Linked DNA regions of Mus musculus: region 2 is linked to region 1. A link is a loop called in an ENCODE intact Hi-C map of the cell type or tissue named here. Cell type or tissue: gastrocnemius. All regions are shown on one strand.

Evidence for each region. Hi-C counts contacts between places; a loop is a spot of excess contacts. Peaks named below come from ENCODE experiments on the same cell type or tissue, not always from the same donor. Only the 100,000 strongest peaks of a DNase experiment are listed, where the experiment ranks them.
Region 2: it touches region 1 in a loop (2.6-fold over the local background); 3 of 42 quality-filtered maps call a loop at or near these places.

Annotation. Positions count from the first base shown.
Region 1 is chr8:115,545,600-115,553,599 of GRCm38, reverse strand. No RefSeq gene overlaps it. Among named protein-coding and RNA genes, the nearest start is that of Gm39256, 95 kb to the left of the region's middle. In gastrocnemius, no CTCF peak of the experiment used is centred here; a DNase peak (open chromatin) is centred at 4,276.
Region 2 is chr8:115,704,900-115,712,899 of GRCm38, reverse strand. Maf (avian musculoaponeurotic fibrosarcoma oncogene homolog) reads left to right here and starts at 6,006. Exons shown (of 1, transcript NM_001025577.2): 1 at 6,006-8,000. The coding sequence starts at 6,037. The coding sequence ends at 7,149. Gm51552 (a long non-coding RNA gene) reads left to right here. Exons shown (of 3, transcript XR_003947462.1): 3 at 233-529. In gastrocnemius, CTCF peaks have their summits at 3,293 (motif pointing right) and 6,952; DNase peaks (open chromatin) are centred at 5,956, 6,253, 6,893, 7,210 and 5 more places; H3K4me3 peaks cover 5,740 bases; H3K27ac peaks cover 5,863 bases.

The DNA of each region.
Region 1 (8,000 bases):
GCAGAGGCAGGAAAACCCCTGTATCTGTGCTGGAGCCCTTCTAGGTGAAGGTCAAGGCTGTCCACCACTAGATCTCAACATGAAGGTTCTCCTTCCTGCCAGGTCACAAGTTCCAGCATGAGGGCGAAGAAAGCATGAGGCTGAGCTGAGCCAGGGGCAGGTCCTCAAGGTTTCTCATTGATGGCTGTGGCCAAGTGGACATGAGCTTTAAAGGCTTCAAGAGAGACACACTAGATGTGCCAAAGGGCAGGGGTATGGGCCAGCTCAGCCTCTGAGAGGCTCTGAGGGCCAAAGCTCTAGGGGGTGTCTTTCTTTGACTTAGACTCACATCAGAGGCCTCCTTTGTGACCCTGGGGATTGTGGACAGTGTACACCTAATACCCAGCTATGGACACCACTATAGATCATGTATAATGCCCTCTCTACAAAGAAAGACAGCTGGTCACACTGACCTTCCAGTAAATGGAACAAGGGAGTTTCCTAAAGTGTTTTAAACAGATAGGTAGAAGGAGTCATAAACAGGGGGCCACAAGGTGGCTTTGTGCCTTGGGGTCCTCTTATGCCTGAGGTGAGGGTGGTAAACCCCACTTCACAGGAAGGAGATTAATCAACAAATGGTTTTATTGTGCTACTGTATGCGAGCCAAAGACCTTTGTGTACAACACACACCCACATACTCAGGGGCAGCTGTCTCCCATTCTCCATCTTTAACTCATTTATCCCTGTGGTTGGCTAGGGCAGAGCTGAGGTCACTGTAGCCCATAGGGCCCATGGGCATCCAAACAGCACCTGCAAACAGCCCAAAGTGTGACTCTGGAGTGGGCGATTTCTGAACAGATAGATGGTTCTTAAGCAAGGATCTGCCCACTGTAAATCAAGGGTTGCAGACTCGTTTTGCTCAAATCTGTTATGGCACCACTTTCGTGTAGTGTCAATGTGGCAATGCCATTACCTCACCTCTGGCAATGGGCAGATGTCTTCCAAGCTTAGCGGACATCAAACCCTGTGTGACGTGGTGGGGGGGGGGGGTGAGAATTGGGATGCAGAGACACCAGAATGAAGATTTCCAAAGGATTGTGGTAGACTGGGCATGAGACAGACAGGCAAATACAGTATGTAGTGGGTGGAGAGAGAGAAAGAGAAATGAGCATGTGGGGGTTCCCCTGGGGGGTATCTTCATAACTGGCAAGCTCTTTTGAAGTGAATTCCACCTAGGGAAATCCAGAGAAGTGAGTGACAGCTGAGTGTAGTGACAGAGATGGAAAAGAATCCTTCTGTGTGAGAAATAAACAAATTACAAGTGAAAAGAGGATGAGAGAGAGAGTTATCTTGTGTCATTGGTTCCCCAGGCCCCCGGGAGTCACAGCAAAGCAGCACTGGGAGGTTGATATTCATGCTCCCATGCACACCTAGTGGGTGCACACCTACTGGGTGCATTGCAAGGGGCAAGAAGATTAGTGTCTGACTCTTTTCTGGGAAGTGTTGGTGAAGTAGAAGGGACTGCTTTCTTAAGTGTCACGGCATTGGCCTTGAAATGGAGAAAGCATCAACTTTAAGTCCATGACCATGTAGGAATCTGTGTGTATGTGTGTGTGTATGTACTTGTGCATACATGTGGGTATACGTGCATGCAGTACAGACAAGCTTAAATGTGTGCTCATGTGTGCACACGTGGGGTGGCTTGCCACTGTGCATGTGTGTGCATCTGTAGCTATGAATGTTCTGGATTCCTGTGTGAGTGCATCCTCACTGAAACAGGCTCAGAGGTCAAGGCATTGCTGGTCAAACATAGAGCTACCTTCCTTATTTTTTAATTTAACTCCATGTTTCATATTATTTATTTGTTTACTTAGTTATGAGATAGACTCTCATGTACTTCGAGCTTGTCTATAGCTCCCTATGTAACCATCGACGACCTTGAACTTTGGGTCCTCTGACCTTTACTTCCTGAGTGGTGATGGAACTGTAGGCATGCCCCATGATGCCTGGTTTATACAACCCTGGGGATAGTTCCTCGCTGCATGCCAAGCAAGCCCTTCTACCAAACAGGTCCTCAGCCCCAGAGGGCGGAATCTCCAAAGCCCTTCGCTTCATTCACTGCTGCTCTAGTCTCCACTGGAACCCAGCAGAGATCCAGCCCATCAGATAAGCAGCGGATCTGGGCTGCTACAGCTCATTACCCAGCACAGATCATTAACAAGTCATTGCTTGGCTGGAATCTGTTCTGCTACCACTAAGTCACCCAGGATCCGGATCTGGTTTTCTTCTCAGATTCTGATTCCTGAAAGCTGTGCTTTTGTGGACAGGAAAAGTGGGTCTCCCTCTCTCAGGTGTTCAGCTTTCTTCTTTATGACCTTTTAAGATGCAGTATTTATATGATTCCATATTTTATTACATAATCTTTAGTAGAAATAAAACATTCATGAGTGATTATGTTTGCTATTAAAACTATCTATTATTTATTAAAATTGTGTCTTATCTATTTAAACTATGTCTTATTTATTAAATATGTATTATGTATTAAAAGTATGTATGTAGACTTTTAACAACATAATATATTACACAACAGTGTACATAATGCAAGACACACTATATGAATTAAGAGTTGATTCTAGGGAGCCAGAAGGAGCCAGCATTGAAATAAGCTGGAACTGGCGTACACCTGCCTGAAAAAGCCAGTTGTCAAAACTTCAGCTGTCTTGTAGTCCAAGTGGCTTCACACTGAGTGTTTGGACTCATGCAATCATTTACTCCAAAAAAGTGGCAAACTATACAAAAAAAGTTTCACCCTCCCCTTGTAGAGACTTGATTGCCAGATAATTTGCAGGCCTTCCACTATGTGTGTTTCTAGAAAAATAATCAATATACTGGCCAGTCCGGGAAAAAAATATCCATACTAAAAGTTCTGGAATTCCTATTTACTTTTTCTCTAGCATATCAAATAATGGACTCTGTTAGGACATGTTGACACAGACATAAACTCATGCTTTCCTCACACAGGGATTTATATCCATAAACACTCAGTTACCTCAACACCCAAATGTTCTCATGGTAGACTGTAACAAAACACCTGACAAAATGTAACAAAAGCTACTTAAGGAAGGAAGGAAGGGTTTTATTTTAGCTTGTGCTTGGAGAATGCAGTCCATCATGGCGGTGTGTCTATGCAGCTATGCTAGCTGGTTACATTGTGTCTTTGGGGGTAAGGAGGAAGAACAAAGAAACAAAACCAACAAATCATCAAGAGAGGATTGCTGGTTGCTGGAGGTCAGCTCACTTTCTCCTTTTCCTCTCCAGTTCAAGGCCACCAGATGAAGCTGTCCACATTCATGATGGGTCCTCCCACTCAGTAGACCCTTTCTAGAAATCTCCTTATGGGCACACCCTGGGGTGTGTTTCCATGGTGATTCTTAACCTGGTTCAGTTGACAAGATGACCCCTCACAGTGTCAGTCAGAGAAAATTTGAGTTTTTTTTTTTTTTTTTTTCAAAAGAAAGGCGGTGCTGTGCCCTGGTCACTGTCTCAGCCTAGAGGACAAGCACAGGCAGGGTCCCTCTCAGAACTCCAAGCTGGCTTCTTGAAGGGAGCAGGGCCCTGGGCTGGATATAGCCCCAATGTATTTCCTGGTAAATTATTCAGATGTTAATTGGATTGTAAGCAAAGCCACTGTACCTTTCTCCTCTTACCAATTCTCATCATAAAATGTGTGGGTGCAGGGAGGAGGGAACAGATCAGGAGGCAGGGGTGAAGCTCTAAAGTGGAGCTTCTAGATGGGCAGCTAGCAGTGGATGTCTAGCTTAGGACCAGTGTGAAGCAGAATGCTCAGAGCTCTGGGATGGAAGATGTTGGAGGGTTCCAACAATCCCATGACCTGTATTTCTTCCTTCTTCATCTCTGCCCACCCTAGAGAACTGTTTAGAGCCCACAGTGGAGATCTATCTGTTTCATGCCTCTTGCTGGGGCCTCACTGGGAGAAGTGTTTAAATGTTACACAAAGCCCAGCCTTGTCAAACCTCAGGTAGAAACCCAAAGTGCAAGCCTGAGAAAGTGCCCTGAGAGAGTTAGGGAGCTAAGCTGGTCTGTCTCCATTTAGCCTCTACTTTCTGATGGGTCTGCTTACTTGTGCATAGTAGAGGTACTTACAAGGCAGGCTTAGGAGACCAGAGAGCAGAGCTCTGTGTGGCATGGCTTTGCTGCCAAAGAGGGTTCTGAGCTCACTCAGTATGGAGAGCCCGTGCCCACTCTGGCCACCCATCTGCAGTCCCTCTCCAATGCTCCCCTCTGAGTTGACTGCAGTCCTAATTAAAATCAATTTGCTTAATCTCCCTGCATCAGGCAAGGATGGGGAATCTCACAGAGGAGGCTGCCAGACAAAGGACAGAGAAAGCTCTGCAGATGGCCTGGGGAAGAACAACAGGCAGACAAGGCTGGCCTTTAGTTTGTGTCTGCTGCCACCTTCTACTCCTTTTCTGCTAACAGGAATCTGAACAGTGGGCAGGATGTTTGCAGTTGCTTAGTTATAGAGTAAGGAGAATCTACCCAGAGATGAGCTGAGTTAGTGCTGGTCTTTTAGTATTAGAGAAGAGTCCAGGAAAGGCCTGAGACAACCTCCTACACATGTGCCTGGCTAAAGACTACCCAGCTCCCCATTCTGATTGTTAATTGACACTTACATACAATTATCTGTGCCATTCACAGTACATCTTAGTTTTGTTTTTGCTGCCATAGAAGAACATCTTGTCCCTACGCTCCAGACTCTCTGTTTCCCTGTTTACTGCTGCACATGTTCTAACTGTAGGTGTTTCATTGGCCTCTGGCAACCCAGGGCTGGTCAGCCCTTTCTTTCCATGCCCATAGGGAAGAAGGAACAAATGAAAACACTCTTTAGGCTCCTCTCTCCTCCCCACCTCCATTCTAACAATTAAAGAAAACAATGCCATTCCAAGGAATCCTAAGGGGCAGGACACCAGATCGAGGTGTCTGCAGATTAGAGGTCTCCCCATTAGCCTGTACTACCAGTCCCCAAGGCTTAAGTTCTTGCCTTCATGATCAATACTTTCTTCAGGGATAGGTGGTAGGTCTGGAGTACTCCCAGACCCTGTTGAGTCCTTGGATTTGATTCGGGAGGAGGAGACACAGGGAGCCAGAGAGTGCTTCACCCCCAACTGCACTTAAAGCATGAGAAGAGCTTTGGAGTCAGACTCCATGGTACAGCCCTCTTATCCCAGCACTCTATGGACAGAGTTGAACAGAGTTGAAGCAAGTATAGCCTAAAAGTGAGAGCATACCTGCAAAAGCAGCCTGGCACAGCACAGCACAGCACAGCACAGCACAGCACAGCACAGCACACACAGCACAGCACAGCACAGCACAGCACAGCACAGCACAGCACACACAGCACACACAGCACAGCACACACAGCACAGCACAGCACAGCACAGCACAGCGCAGTGCAGCGCAGCGCAGCGCAGCACAGACAGCACAGCACAGCACAGCACAGCACACACAGCACAGCACAGCACACACAGCACAGCACAGCACAGCCCAGCACACACAGCACACACAACACAGCACAGCACACACAGCGCAGCACAGCACACACAGCACAGCACACACAGCACACACAGCACAGCACACACAGCACACAGCCCAGCCCAGCACAGCACAGCACGGAGCACGGCACGGCACAGCACAGCACAGCACAGCACAGCATACCACACAGCACACAGCACACAGCACACAGCACACAGCACACAGCACAGCACAGCCCAGCACAGCACAGCACAGCATACCACACAGCACACAGCACACAGCACACAGCACACAGCACACAGCACACAGCACACAGCACACAGCACACAGCACACAGCACAGCACAGCACAGCATACCACACAGCACACAGCACACAGCACACAGCACACAGCACACAGCACACAGCACACAGCACACAGCACAGCCCAGCATGGCATGGCACGGCACGGCACGGCACGGCACGGCACAGCACAGCACAGCGCCTCTTAGATATCGCATGGTAGAAAAAGCCCTTTGCAGCAAAGGAGAAGCCATCATGATGCCTGCTCATTTACTTAACTCACACACTCATTCACTTCTGTTTGACCCAAGAATCATCTTTTAGGTCCAAGCCCTGAGGAGCTAAGTCATGGACACATGGAGATGAGTGAAATCATATTCCTTCCACTGAGGAGAAATCTATACCCCTCCCCAAGTAGGAACAACCTTTTGACCGTGTAACAAAATGGTGTCGCCTACAAAAGACACACTCAGAAACCATGCAATCGAATAGATTTCAATATCCTAGTTAAGTTTGTAATGTTCTGATAGATCACCTTCACAGCTGTCTTGGGCCACAAGCGGGTTGTGTTTTGTGGGTTGGACACACTTGGAAGGGTCAGCCAGCTAGACACTGCAAAGCACTTATATCCGGGTACTTCAGAGGTGGGACTACAGGGCATAGAGGTGGGTAGCAGGGAGTACCAGGGTTCTAGCCAGGAGTTGCCAGGAAAGATTATTGGGTAAGTGGAAATAAAGAGAAAAAAAAACAGAGAATTCTGGGAACCAAGAGAAGAACTCTCTCTCCATTGCATACCTGGAAAGAGGCAGCTTACCTCAAGGGCTGAGTTCAGCTGCCATTGTCTACTGGTTCTCCCTATACAGTCCTGAATCCTTAGGCTACCACAGTCAGCTTTAAGCAGCAAAGCAAATGGGCGGTTCAATTAATAAACTGTGGCGGGACCTTTTGCTCAAAACGCCAGGGGAACATGGCTGGTCTGTGGTGCTACATAAGCCCTCCTGAAGTAGCAGCAGACATTTGAGATGGCCCAGCAAACCACAGGCAGACATTCTAAGTGTGCCTTGTTGCTGCTGCAGGGTAGTGCTACAAATGATATCAGCAAGGCTTCTGACTTCTGTGCACCCCACTCCTCACTCTGACTCTGTCTTCCAAAGTCTCAGTGATGTTACAGCTATGATGGCGTATTGTTTCCTGAGAGTTTTCTACTCCATTGTGGGCTCTGGAGTAGGGTCTTCACCTTGGACCTTTGGTGTGTATGACAGAAATGTAGTTCAATTTGACTTTGACTTTAGCAGAAAACAAAGTGGCATTATGGTATCCTTTGATTCAGGCAAACAAATCTACAAAAGCAACTATCTTGTAACAGTGTATGCTAGTTTTGTATACAATTTTCATTCCAGTCCTACATGTTGGATTCTGTAGCTCCAGCCTTATGCCTACCACAACCTCTGGAAGGAAAAAGTACCCCTTGTCTGAATTTCCTTTCTAAGTCTTGGGACCTTTGCCTAGGACCTTCTGGCAACCAATCTCTGTGCTTATGAAGTTGGAATGAAAGCTAAGCTGGTGCAATGAGTATTGTGAATTGTTGACTTGATTAAGTCTAGAGCTGCCTAGGATATAGACCTCTGAACACATCTGTCCATGTCTATGTTAATTGCAGTGGCAACAACTACCCACTGTGGGAGGCACCATTCCCTAGTCAGGAGATCCTGGACGGTATCAGAGTAGAGGAGTCGAGCTCTACAGTAGCTTGCAGTGTATTCACTGCTCTCTGATTGTGGATATAATGGGGGCCAACTGCTTCAGGTTCCAGATGCTTTCAATCCTCCTCTGTGATGGACTGTATGCTGAATTGTGAGCTAAAATAAACCTTATATCCATAACGTCTTGCTGGAGTGTTTTACCATAGCAGCAGCAGCAGCAGCAGCAGCAGCAGCAGCAACAACAACAACAGCAGCAGCAACAACAACAACCCAAGAGCTGGCTTTGAGGATTCCCCCTAAAAAGTACAAAAGCACCTGCTGTGGAAGGATGAACTTGTTCTTCTAGCCCTGCCTCTGACATTTATTAGATGCACAACATAAAAAATGTGTAGTTGACTTTCCCCAGACTCTGCTTGCTTGTTAAATGTGTAAAACAAGATCTATTTTGAGGACCCCAGTAAGACGGTTTCTCTGTAGACACTCA
Region 2 (8,000 bases), 160 kb before region 1:
CCTCCTCCAGCCAGGCCAAGCCTGAAGTCTGCTGGGTACGGCAAAGGAAGAGAGATGAGCAAAACCTGGGGTGTCATCTCAGAGAACAGCAGAGTTCTCCACAACCCCTTGTGAGCCCCGAAAAGCCACGTGACTGATAGTCTAAGAAGGAAGCCTGGAAAGCCAAAAACACATGAAACAGGAATAAACTAAATCCCCAAACTCTGCCAATGCTATTAACTTGCTTTCCCAGTCCTCCACCCTCCCAGGTAGAAGTCATGAGTGGATTTGTCGGCTGTGACCGGAAGCTACGCTTTCTGTGCGCATCCTCCACTACAAACAACCTTAGGGTTGTTCGAAGAGCCAAAAGCCTTCTGCCATGCTCACACCCTGCTCCCCTCCGTCCCCCAACTGAATGTTACCCTTGGAAGTAAGCCCGCCTGCGAGTCTCATTTGTACAGCCTTTGCTTTCTCTATCTGCGCCAGGAAAAAGAAGATCTGGATTTATTGTACATCTGTTTGTGTTCGGCTTAATAAAAGGAAACCTATATTTTAAGATAAACTTTGTTAGTAATTCATGAAGTGACTATTTATGCTAATCAGGCAGAAATATATTCTCAGGCATAATGCATTACATAAATTTGAATGCAAAATGTTCAATTATGAGGTAAATACAGGTAACGCAAATAATAAATTACCTCTAATAAAAATTATGAAATGCGTGTCTTCAAAGAGAATGGCTCTAGCTTACAACTGTGAATTGCTTAAAGAGAGAAAAATTAATAAAGACTGAATTGCCCTGATGATTATTTCGCCCATAACTCACCTATTCATAACGACTTTTTTGGTAATCAGACTGTTGTTTCTTGCTCTCCGATGCAGGCAAGCCGAGGTTGTTTCCTCAGCAATTTTACCGTTATCAGATTATCTCATCTGATTCTATTAATTTTCTCCCATGAATCTGCTAACAGCAGCCTGTGATTTACTTACCCTGCTAAGTGAAGACGGCTAAAAGGATTTATCTAACACTAGACCTAGGAACTGAGCATGTCTTATCACTCAAGCCCTCTCCAGAACTCTGCCTCAGATCAATGGAGTCGGGTTCCTACTGAAATTTAGTGGACACCGGTTAGCTCGGCACCGTTAAATCAGCTTGCACATAAACAAAGCCCTCAGAAGCTTCCAGCTACATCCTGTTCACTTCAGAGTCTGTATGACTGATTTAAACGTGATACATTTGAGCAGTAGTAACTCAAGATCAGGGAGAGGAAAAAAAAAAAACATATTCCTTTTAGCTCCCAATCTTTGCAACTTAGACACAAAGGGCCTTCTACACCTTCAGCTTTACATGAAGCTACATATATATCAACCTGAAGTTATGGTTGTGTTTTCTGACGCTTTTTTGAGCCTTCTTACACGGCCAGCCCAGGGCTCTCCTTCCCATCCAAGCCGTTTTATAAATATTCATTGCTTGCAGGAACTTTAATGTTACCGGGTTGAACTGGTCAATAATGACAAGCGCATGGTTTCTAAATCACTGCATAGAGCTGGCTGAGGAAGCTGAAGTCTATCTGAGAGCCGGGGTTCCGATTTGTATTTGGATTAGGTTGGCTTGGCTAAAAGCGAAACAAACAGTGTAAGCAAAGAAGTCGCAAGCACTGTGGCCTGCTGTAATTGTGGGGAATCGCAAACCTGAATGGTGCTAAATTAAAATGAGTGCTTGCAATTGTTATCAAAGAAACGCTGCTAACAGCAAACTGTAAATGTTTAGACACCTCCTGCGCATCACTAAACAATGCAGTAAGGGGGGCAAACGATGGGACCTAAGTGCTAAGCCTGAAAGCACTCCAGCTTTCTTTAGAAAATATTTCTGACCTCCTCTCTCTTTTTCCTTCCAACAAAAGTGGGAGGTTGTAAAAGTCTCTGAAAAAAAGAGGAAAAAAAATGCTACGGCTAACAATAGCAAGAATGAAAAATAAACTGGGGGAAAAATGTGTAGCTAATGATAGTTAACTAGCCACACATGGCCCCTGAGTGTCCAGAAAGAGTACATATTTGCGATAATTGGTTGGGTGGCCATGGAGCTATAGGGCATGCTCTCCATCAGCAGCAATTTTTGTTTATGAGATGGTGCCTATTTATAAATATAGCCATCTCCATGTTTCTGGCCCAAAACATACATTTTTTTTGAAAGGCAGGGAGTATACTTTATAGTGTTTAACAAAACCTTCATGTCTAAAAATTATCATAAAAGTGAATGGTTTCTAAAGACACATGTTCATATACGCAAAAACATAAGCTTTAGGCATCTGTGGTTAATAATTTTTAGAAAGACCTAGAAAACCATGGCTAACCAGCAGGACATTTGTGTGATCTTAAACACTGCCTTCCCCTTCGAATGTACACTAGAATCCCTTAACTTCACTGCAAGGTAAAATCTAGTTTAAACGGAGGAAAACGAAGAGAGAAGTCTCTTAGGTCACCTCAGTATTGACATAGTCTTCACTCTTTCTTCCCCAATCTGGATCTAAACATAGCTCATGCTACCGTAACCAAACATTCCTATAAAGCCCAAGTCACCCTTATAAAGAGCTCTGCAGTTAACAGTGCAAGAAGAATGGCGTGTCTAGAAAAAGACCAGCAGGCCCTTTAGAACGAGGATGTCTCTACACGTCTCCCAGGGTGTCTACCAAAAGGGGTGCCAGAGTTTGTGGATGAGAAATGAACACTGGTCTAATCTGGTGTCCCGAGGCAGGCAGTGACACCTAAGGCCTCTTTCTAAACAGCCAAGAATGCTAGGGGCGGGTTTGAGACCACACTTAGGTGCAATGTTCACGAAGCTGGCTTAATATATGACTTAAGTGTCCGAAGTCAGGATTTTCTGAGAATTACCTTTCAGATAAACAATTTTAAGCCACAGCAGTAACTTTGCTTAGGAAAGATGTCTCCTCTATCACTGGATTCCAAGGAACTTTTTAACTCAATCGTTATTGCCACAAATCGGGTTGGAAAGCCTTGCCAGCCCTTTGAAAGAGCCTGGGTCCTTGTTACATGACATCAACAGGCACAGGTCTCTCAGCCAGAATAACATTCTCTGAAGACTGTCTGTGGACCTCTTCCCAAGCCACGAAAGGAAGCCTGAGAGAAAAAAAATTTCAGCACCTGCTCGCAGTGTCTGGAGGCCCTTCCCTGCAAGGTTGGCTTCCCCCACTGTGATCCAACTAGCTTTCTTGTGCCTCTTGCCTCTTTCCACACTAGGAAATCAGCGTCTCAAACCAGAATGAGATCAATTTTCAACTAAGCTTTGCCGAAAGGTGGCGCTGTTGAGGTAAAAACCAACTCTATCCAACAATAGTTTTTACTCGGGATTCTTTTGCAGTCTTTTTGATTCTTTTTTTTGGGGGGGGGGCGGGGGACACCCTCATAGATACCCCCAATATGGTTAAAACAAATACAATCAACACCAGATGCATTTCATTATTCGAAGGAGTCAAGAGTCCCAATTTCCAAGCAGGTGAGAACAGTCTTGCAAATGTAAGGTGGTTTCAGACAACCCTGCTTTCCCAGATTCAGCCTCCACTCTTCTGACTTGCCTATCGCTTTAAAATCTTAGAAACGAGTTGTTAGTTTCTTTTCTTTTTTTTTCTATGCCCACCCCCCCCCAATATTTTTGCATAGCTTTGGAAGAATCAATCAGTGTAGAAAACTGAACCGGTTATTAGCATTTGCAACGGGAGGGGGGCAACCTTACCCCACCCCCAATCTGGGTTTCCGGACTTGTCCGGAGGTGGGGGAAAATATTGGTTTAAAATTTAACCCTTGGAGAGGAGCCGGGAGGGCTCTGGGGTACTGCCCCCGCTTCCCCCCCCCCCCCCGCCCTTCACCACCAAGTTCTAAATACCAAATAATTAAGCGAGGTGGGAGTGCAAAGACGCTCCGGACCCTGATAAACAGGGTTCAGATTTCATAATGGTGAGAATGGTATGGTCAGGGTGTATGGGGGGGGGCATCTCAAGCAGGATTCAGGTTTCATAAATGGAAAAGGTGGTGGATTGTAGAGGGGAGAGAAGAGAAACGGCGGGGGGGGGGAGAGAGAGAGAGAGAGAGAGAGAGAGAGAGAGAGAAGAGAGAAGAGAGAAGAGAGGAGAGAGGAGAGAGGAGAGAGGAGAGAGGAGAAAATGAATATGAATATTTCTCAAAAGCCAAACTCCATTCTAGAGTCCTGAGGCTGAGGGTTGAGCCGGGATGATCAGGCTCAGGCTTAAAGTGTCCCAGAACAACTTGCTGGCACCATCATTCTGTCTGTCCCTCCAAGGACAGAAGATGCTAGGGGGCAGCTAGTCCCTATATACTTTAAGCCCCCTGCTTTTTCAAGAGTTATACTGGTTTTCTTCTCCGCGTGAAATCAAAAAAAAAAAAAAAAGTGCAGGCGCACTGCTCACTGATCCCCGCGCGCATTCTGGGTCCCCGCACCCTTGGCGCCCCCATCTGATCACCTCACTTGCAGAGAGGGACAAAGAGTTCAGTCAAGTTGGGCCCCTGGAGCGTCAGATTCAAGGAAGGAAAGCACTCGGCTACCCCCATCAACAGCCACGAAAGATGCAGAGGATGGATCAAAGATCGAAAACTGCAAGACAAATAAATGCACGTTGTCAGGGTGCGGGACCGGCAGGGGACAGGGGAGTTCTGGCGGATCTCTGCAGCATGAGAGCTGCGGTTCAGCCGGGCAGGCCTCTCTCGAACTCCGAGGAAAGCAAACCATCCTCCCGGGTCCTACCGGATTCCAGCCGCCCTTTTAGTAAACTCTGTCCCCTGGTGCACTAAACTTCGCACCGGCCGGTGGTGGGGGGTGTTGCTCCCTGGCTGCGCCCCAGTAGCAGCGCCGCAAGGGTTAAGCAAACCTGTCCCAGCTGACAGTCAGCTGATTGGGCTGTGATTGACAGCTCCGAAAAGTTTCCTTGTTTCTATACTATTATGCTAATCGCTGCCGCTCTCGCCGCCTCCCATTGGCGGAGAGTGCCAGTCAATTTCCCATTTGAGCCTGACGTCACGGGTGCTATAAAACTCAGCAATTGCTTTAAACTCTTCTCGCTGGGATCAGAGGCTTTAAAATCTCTTTTCATCTTGGAGCTGTAGCTCGGGCTGCTCGTCCGCTCGGCCTCTCCCCCCAACCCTTTTGCTCTCGGCTTTGCCTTGGCCCAGGACTTGCAATTTTGCTTTAAAAAAATAATAAGAAAGAAAAAAAGAAAAGAAAAGAAAAACCAAAACCAAAAGAAAAAAAGTGGGGGAAGAAAGAACTTAACTCCCCCCTCCCTTGCCTCCAGCCGGCCTGCACCTCGGTCTTGCACTTTGCACGGAGGGAGAGGGTGAGAGAGAGAGAGAGAGAGAGAGAGAGCGCGCGCACGCGAGGGATCCGGAGAGAGAAAAGAAAATAATAATAGTAACCATAAGAGCCAGGCAGAAGAGGAGAGAAGCGTGAAGTGTTAACCACTCCGGTGTGGAGGCCGGCGCCTCCGGGACAGCCACCCGCCGCGCCACACAGCCCCGGAGCAGCCTCCGCGCGCGCCCCGCCTGCAGCCCGGCCGGCTTAGGCGAGCCCTCCTTATGCAAAGCGCGCAGCGGAGCGGCGAGCCGGGGACGCCGCGCACCGGGCCGTGCTCCTCCGGCATCCTCTCTGCCGCTGTCATCACCACCGTCACCGCCAGCCGCGGAGGACCTTCCCGAGCCTGAAGCGCCCGGGATCGGAGCTCAGGGAGGCGAGCAGGCGAGGAGGGGGCCCGGGGCGAGCGGAGGAGAGAGAGCGAGAGAGCAAGAGAGAGAAAGAGAGAGAGCACATTGGCGTGAGCAGGGGGAGGGAGGGCGGGCGCGGGGGGCTGCGGGCAGGGCGGGGGGTGTGTGCACGTTCGAGCTTTCGGGCCACAGCCACCGCCGCGCAAGCTAGAAGCGCCCTAGCCCGGCAAGCTGGCTCACCCGCTGGCCACCCAGCACAGCCCGCTGGCCCCTCTCCTGCAGCCCATCTGGCGGAGCGGCGGCGGCGGTGGCGGCGGAGGCAGGAGGATGGCTTCAGAACTGGCAATGAACAATTCCGACCTGCCCACCAGTCCCCTGGCCATGGAATATGTTAATGACTTCGATCTGATGAAGTTTGAAGTGAAAAAGGAACCGGTGGAGACCGACCGCATCATCAGCCAGTGCGGCCGTCTCATCGCCGGGGGCTCGCTGTCCTCCACCCCCATGAGCACGCCCTGCAGCTCGGTGCCCCCGTCCCCCAGCTTCTCGGCGCCCAGCCCGGGCTCGGGCAGCGAACAGAAGGCGCACCTGGAAGACTACTACTGGATGACCGGCTACCCGCAGCAGCTCAACCCGGAGGCGCTGGGCTTCAGCCCGGAGGACGCGGTCGAGGCGCTCATCAGCAACAGCCACCAGCTCCAGGGTGGCTTCGATGGCTATGCGCGGGGAGCGCAGCAGCTGGCCGCGGCAGCGGGGGCCGGCGCCGGCGCCTCCCTGGGCGGCAGCGGCGAGGAGATGGGCCCCGCCGCCGCCGTGGTGTCCGCCGTGATCGCCGCGGCCGCCGCGCAGAGCGGCGCGGCACCCCACTACCATCACCACCACCACCACGCCGCGGGGCACCACCACCATCCGACGGCCGGCGCCCCGGGAGCCGCGGGCGGCGCGTCTGCCTCTGCGAGCGGCGCGGGTGGCGCGGGCGGCGGTGGCCCGGCCAGCGCCGGGGGCGGCGGCGGCGGAGGCGGCGGCGGGGGCACGGCGGGGGCGGGGGGCGCCCTGCACCCGCACCATGCCGCGGGCGGCCTGCACTTCGACGACCGCTTCTCGGACGAGCAGTTGGTGACCATGTCGGTGCGCGAGCTGAACCGGCAGCTGCGCGGGGTCAGCAAGGAGGAGGTGATCCGACTGAAGCAGAAGAGGCGGACCCTGAAAAACCGCGGCTATGCCCAGTCCTGCCGCTTCAAGAGGGTGCAGCAGAGACACGTCCTGGAGTCGGAGAAGAACCAGCTGCTGCAGCAGGTAGACCACCTCAAGCAGGAGATCTCCAGGCTGGTGCGCGAAAGGGACGCCTACAAGGAGAAATACGAGAAGCTGGTGAGCAACGGCTTCCGAGAAAACGGCTCGAGCAGCGACAACCCTTCCTCTCCCGAATTTTTCATGTGAGTGTGACACGCGATCCCAGCTAGCCACCTTGTTAAATGCTCCGTGGGGGTCCCGCTCCTGAGTGGGCTTGCTAGTTGCAGGGCCAAGCTCGCTCGGCCACCACCTCGCCCCCTCCCCTGGCGAGTTTGCTCCCCTTGGCCCTGAACAGACACACACACACACACACACACACACACACACACACACACACACACACACACCAAGCTTGTGGTGGTGGTGATGGCTCTTTTGAATTGGGGAGGGAAAGGGTGTCTGGCTCATGGATTGCCAACCTGAATTCCCCCGTAACTTGCTAGCTTGGTTGTTTTGTTCTTTTTTATTATTATTATTATTATTACAACTACTACTCTTTTTACACCGCCTGCCCCACACATACCCTGGACTTGCACAAGGGTCAAAGATCTGAGCAGCATACTTCATGTAGGGCATAGCTCACCTTTGAACCGGGCCATCAATTGCCTGTATATATATTTTTTCTTCTTCTTCTTCAGCTCATGAGCTGGTGTTCATTCTGTGTGTGTGTGTTTGTGTGTTTTATTTTGTTTGGATTTTCTTTTTTCTTCTTCTTCTTCTTTGTTTTTGTTTATTATTACTATTACTAATTTTTTGGAGCTTGCTGTGTTTCCCAGCCTCTGCCACCCCCCACCCCCACCCCTGCACCATGTTCTTGAGATAAAAGGAAAAAAAAAAAAAGCAGGGTTTTTTTTTCCCCTCCTTCTGAGTTCTTCTGATTGAGCTTGCAAAGGAAAAAAAAATGTGAAATGCTATAGACCTTGCAGCGAGCTGAGTTCCACGGGGGTTTTATCTTAGCATTGTTATGCTAAAACAGAATGAACTAAAGCCACTCCTGA